2 separate regions of the Homo sapiens genome follow, and region 2 is linked to region 1. Evidence: chromatin loops called from intact Hi-C (ENCODE). Cell type or tissue: endothelial cell of umbilical vein. All regions are shown on one strand.

The links. Hi-C counts contacts between places; a loop is a spot of excess contacts. Peaks named below come from ENCODE experiments on the same cell type or tissue, not always from the same donor. Only the 100,000 strongest peaks of a DNase experiment are listed, where the experiment ranks them.
Region 2: a loop joins it to region 1, with 11 times the contacts of the local background. A loop is called at or near these places in 22 of 110 quality-filtered maps.

Annotation. Positions count from the first base shown.
Region 1 is chr6:39,309,085-39,311,584 of GRCh38, forward strand. KCNK17 (potassium two pore domain channel subfamily K member 17) reads right to left here. Exons shown (of 5, transcript NM_031460.4): 2 at 1,809-1,923. Among named protein-coding and RNA genes, the nearest start is that of KCNK17, 4.1 kb to the right of the region's middle. In endothelial cell of umbilical vein, a CTCF peak has its summit at 1,031 (motif pointing left); a DNase peak (open chromatin) is centred at 1,027.
Region 2 is chr6:38,996,065-38,998,564 of GRCh38, forward strand. The region is part of intron 88 of DNAH8 (dynein axonemal heavy chain 8); the gene reads left to right. Among named protein-coding and RNA genes, the nearest start is that of DNAH8-AS1, 44 kb to the left of the region's middle. In endothelial cell of umbilical vein, a CTCF peak has its summit at 1,242 (motif pointing right); no DNase peak of the experiment used is centred here; H3K27me3 peaks cover 199 bases.

The DNA.
Region 1 (2,500 bases):
GGAGGCCAAGGCGGGTGGATCACTTGAGGACAGGAGTTTGAGGCCAGCCTGGCCAACATGGTAAAACCTGTCTCTACTGAAATACAAAAATTAGCCGGGCATGTTGGCAAGTGCCTGTAGTCCCAGCTACTTGGGAGGCTGAGGTAGGAGAATCGCTTGAACCTGGGAGGCGGAGGTTTCAGTGAGCTGAGATCATGCCACTGCACTCCAGCCTGGGTGACACAGCGAGACTCCGTCTCAAAAAAGAAAGAAAGAAAATAATAAGACCTATTCTTGGAGGTTGCCATAGGGACAAATTGAAATCTTAAATGTCAAAGTGCCCAGCACAGTGCCTAGTACAAGAAGACCTCGGGTGTTTCCTCAGGTGTACTGTGTGTGTGGGGTGGGGCAGGGCCCTCCTCTCTTTGCCCTCCTCACCCTCAAGCTGGTTGAAACTGAGTGGAGAGGAAAGGACAGAGGCATAATCCAAGCTAGGGGTGGTAGAGCTGGGAAGAGAGGTAGCAAAACTCTGAATTTGGTGGGCCAAAGTCACAGGCCCTGAGAAGAGTGTGGGAGGTGTGGGGTTTGCAGACTAAAGGACCCCCAAATCTGGGAGGCCTGGCCTACAGTGACTGTGTTTTAAGATCTCCTGCTACCCTGGAACTCAATACATGCCTGGTGAATGCATATTTAATGGAATTCCTTAACGTGGCAGTATTTATTGAGTGGCTGCTGTATGCTGGGCCTTGTAATAGACCCTTGGGGATGTAAAGATGAATCGGCCCATCCTGCCAGTCCTTCAGGGGCTCAGGGCCGCTGGAGTCTGAGATGCCTCCCAAGCATGCTTGTCTCAAGGATTGCCCAAGCTCCCATGTAGCTCTGAGGTCTGCTTTCAAGAAGTTCTGGCCAATTTAAAACTAGATGGAGAATCCTCTGGGTGCTCTTGCCTTACCCAACCCTGTGGGGAGGCTGGGATACTGGTGTCCTGGAGAGAGGATCCTGGCTGGCCAGGAACTGGGAGGCGGTAGCCCAAGTCACCAGTGATACCAGCCTGCCACCTGGTGGCAAGTCCTGTGTCATGCAGGAGTTGGGGCAGAAGGATCTGGGTGGCTCGACTTGCATGATTTCCTGGGTTTCAGAACTGCAGGGATCTAGCCTGCTCTTCTTTGCACAGCAGCCCCTCAGCACCCTCCTGAGACAAGCTCTACCTCAGCTCTTCCGCAGAGGAGGGTTAGTCCAGGTGTCCCTGTGTGTGGGGAGGATGGCGATGAGGAGTGGAGGGGGCTGTTTGCAAGCTGAAGAGAGGACTGTGGGAATGGGGTCTGGAGACAAGGACATGGGAGGAATGGCCACCTCCCCCAGGGCTGAGAAACGGGGGGTCTAAAGCTCTTTCTTTGGATTTCTACTTCTTCTTCCTTCCTAACTTTCCCTCCACTTCTCCCGACCACCACTCCCGGGGCTCAGTGTTGGGTGGGCTCAGCTGAGGAGACTGGCATCCTTGTAGTGCCCAGAGACATGTTTCTTGCTGTACTGGGAGACCTCTGCTTCCTGAAAGGCCATGTGGGGCAGAAGTCCCCTAGAGCAGTGCTTGTCAAACTCGAACAGTGCACATGAATCCCCTGGGGACCTGGGTGAGATGCTGAGGCTGAGTCAGCAGGTCTGTAGTGAGGCCCGAGACTGCTCCCAGGCGGTGTCCATGCTGCAGAGCTGAACTGCACTTGGAGTCATGAGACTCCAGGTAATCCCTCCAAAAGGCAACTAGCCTGTTGCCTCTCAGGGAGCTGCCTCCTTCCCCCACCCCCATCCCCCTGGCCCCATCTGGCCCTTACCAATGGTGGTGATGGTGGACACAGAAAAGAAGAAGGAGCCCACGAGCTCCCAGCGCCCCATGCTGGTGGTGTTGCTGAGGAGGCTGGCTCCGTTTTTGTATGCTTGGACGACATCCTGGGGAAGAGGCTGCAATGACCACCAGGCTCTGTGGGGTGATGGATTTCCTGTACCCCAAGATGCACACACACACACACACACACACACACACACACACACACACACACACAAACAAACCTACACACACAGCCCTCACAATTACTCTTCGATCCCAGCCCACCAGGGCAAGGAGGCTCTACCCCTCTCACCAAGGGCTCACCAGGTACAGCTACTGACAGCTACCATGGGGACAGCTCCTTCCCCACCCTTTACCCAGTGGCTAGGTCAGGTTGGAGTCCTAGTAAACCAGCGACTCATTTTCTCCCCTGCTCACTCCCATTCCTGCAACAAACACTAGGCCAGGCGTGATGTGTGGTGCTTTTAGGGGACGTGACCACAAGAGACATGACCCCAGCCCTCAGTGGTACATAGATAAACCTAATTAACTCTAATATGATGCAGTCAATGTCACTTTGGGCATTAAGGAGGAAGTGCAGCTACACAATCCTGGGCAAGGTGCTCAACTTCTCTCTGTGCCTCAGTTTCCTTACCTGTATAATGGTAATACAAATAGTACCTACTTCATAGAGTTGTT
Region 2 (2,500 bases), 310 kb before region 1:
TTAGCAGGTTCTCAGTCCTCAGTGGCAAAATCACACTGTGACAGAGTAACAAAATTTGTTGCAAAATGCAAAAGGCTGCAAAGCATGACTTTAATAGCATCACCCTTCAGTGTATGGTCCAGGTAGCAGTGTGATCTAGTATCTCTCATGCTTTAAAGAGCCTTCCCTTCCCTTCACATGCCTATAAATCTATGGCCTATGTTCTACTCACATTTTAACCTCTTTTATAGTCATGTCCACCTTCCCTCCTGAGTAGAGCTCATCTATGCCAATGGCCTTTAAAACATCAATATGCCACATATATGTTGTCTAGACCTTTCCTCTGTGCTCCACAGTCATTTATACAATTTCTATGTGACATCCACTGGCATGTCTTTCAGACAGCTTGACCTTTAAAAGCCCCAAACTGAATCTCCTCCATCTACTTCTCCTCCATCTAAATGGCTTCCTACAGCAGTTAGAATAAAAGACAAGCTCTCTGCCATGTGACAAGGCTCATCTAGAGCACCCATGATGACTAATCGACACCTCGGGTACCCTGTGGGTAAGTCCAGGTGTGTGAGGATGCAGGCCTAGAATAGGGATGATCATGGGGTGGAGTGAAGCTGCAGGACAGGTCTCAAGGGGGGACTGATAGGACTTAGCGAATGCAGAGCAATGGCTGAGAACCTTCTTCTGTAGCTGTTAATCTGTTTCTTGCTGCAAACTGGTGTGTTAGAGAGGACACGGTGAGCCTTCTGTGTTTTGTCAAGTCTCTCTTCACAGCTTTGTCCAGAAGCCCACATGGTGTTGCTGGCATGCATGCTGTAGGATGCCGTAAGCGAGCTTCTCCCAAAATAGTGTCAGGATCTTGCAACCTTTCACCACACTAGTGAGGTCAGGTAGAAGGCCCTGGACCCCTGCCTAAAATGGGGGAGTATATCCACTAGAGCAACTGGCAGGCCTGTAAGACCTTCGTCCTCCTCTGTTCTCTCTTCATCCTTAACTTCCCATATGGTCTGCCTTGGGGTCTCTCTCACCCACCCCTGATCCCCTTTCCCCAGCATGTCTTAGCCCATTTCTGGTTCCTGCTCAGGTGGTTGGCTCTGTTCTGCAGCTCTGTGTTTGGTAATTTTTTTGGTCTCTGAGTACCTAGGTTTGATTCTTCTTTCCTCTGGCTCTGAAATATCTGGTGGATGGAATCCTGGCAAGTGAGCTTGCCTTCTTCAAGGACTTCTCTACGCCCCTTGCTGTTCCCCCACCGGCCACCAGGAAGCAGTAAGCAATAACAGATGAAGCATCCCAGCTGAAACCCACCTCTGGTCCTCACCCAGCTCCAGCAAGATGTAACTCTCCAAGTTCTGAGTGAAATGAAAGAAGGGGTCAAAGATGCCCTGACATTGCTTGTCTGGGAGCTGGGGTAGTGGAGGAGTTGGGAACAGGAGTATGTTGGAGGAGAAGTTACAGAGTTCTGTTGGGGGCATGTTGAGCTGGGAAAGAACATGGGATATAAATGAATGGGGTGAGAAATATGGACTGGAGCCCAGGTGAAAGATTTGAATGCATGTGTGCAGAGATAACAGCTTCAGCCATGAGAGAAGACTCTCTAAGATATGCTGGCTAAGTCTGTGTGAATGTCCCCAGCCAGAGGAATCATTAATTTATCTGACCATCCATGGTGTTCAACAGCATTCTTGCTTCTTTTTGTTTGTTTGTTGTTTTTTGTTTTGTTTTGAGATAGTCTTACCCTGTTGCCCAAGCTGGAGTGCAGTGGTGCGATCTCAGCTCACTGCAACCTCCGCCTCCCAGGCTCAAGCGGTTCTCATGTCTCAGCCTCCCGAATAGCTGGAACTACAGGCATGTGCCACCAGGCCCGGCTAATATTTGTATTTTTAGTAGAGACAGGGTTTCACCATGTTGGCCAGGCTGGTCTCGAACTCCTGACCTCAAGTGATCCACCCACCTTGGCTTTCCAAAATGCTGGGATTATAGGCATGAGCCACGGTGCCCAGCCATCACTTGATGATAGGCTATAATTGGGCCATGATGGAGAACTCGATGCCCCCTGTTTATTGGAATCTTCACTCTGAAGTTAGCATCCATAAATTTGAGAGAAGAGGGAGATTTGGGCAGGGCGAATCACAAGTCTCTCTCCTCAGTCCTTGCATAAGAATGCAGAATCTCTGAAGTGGAGGGGGAAATCAAGGTGAATAAATGCTTTAAAATAAGTAAAATCTCTCTCAAGAGTTTAGATAGCATAGTGATAAGAACCATGAAAATACACAGTTTATTCACATTTTATTATGTAGATTTATAAGGTACCAAAGACTCTGCAAATTCAACTCTTTCAATGTCAAAAATGGTTGCTTATTTTCACTCTTTTTCTCATCAGTGGTTATGCATGTTTCTTTACTTTCTGAAATTTATCAAATGCCTTATTACAACCTTTATATTCATTTCAATGCAATACAAATTGAAATGTATTCCCTTGAGTATTTGAGGACACTTTTGAGATTTAGAT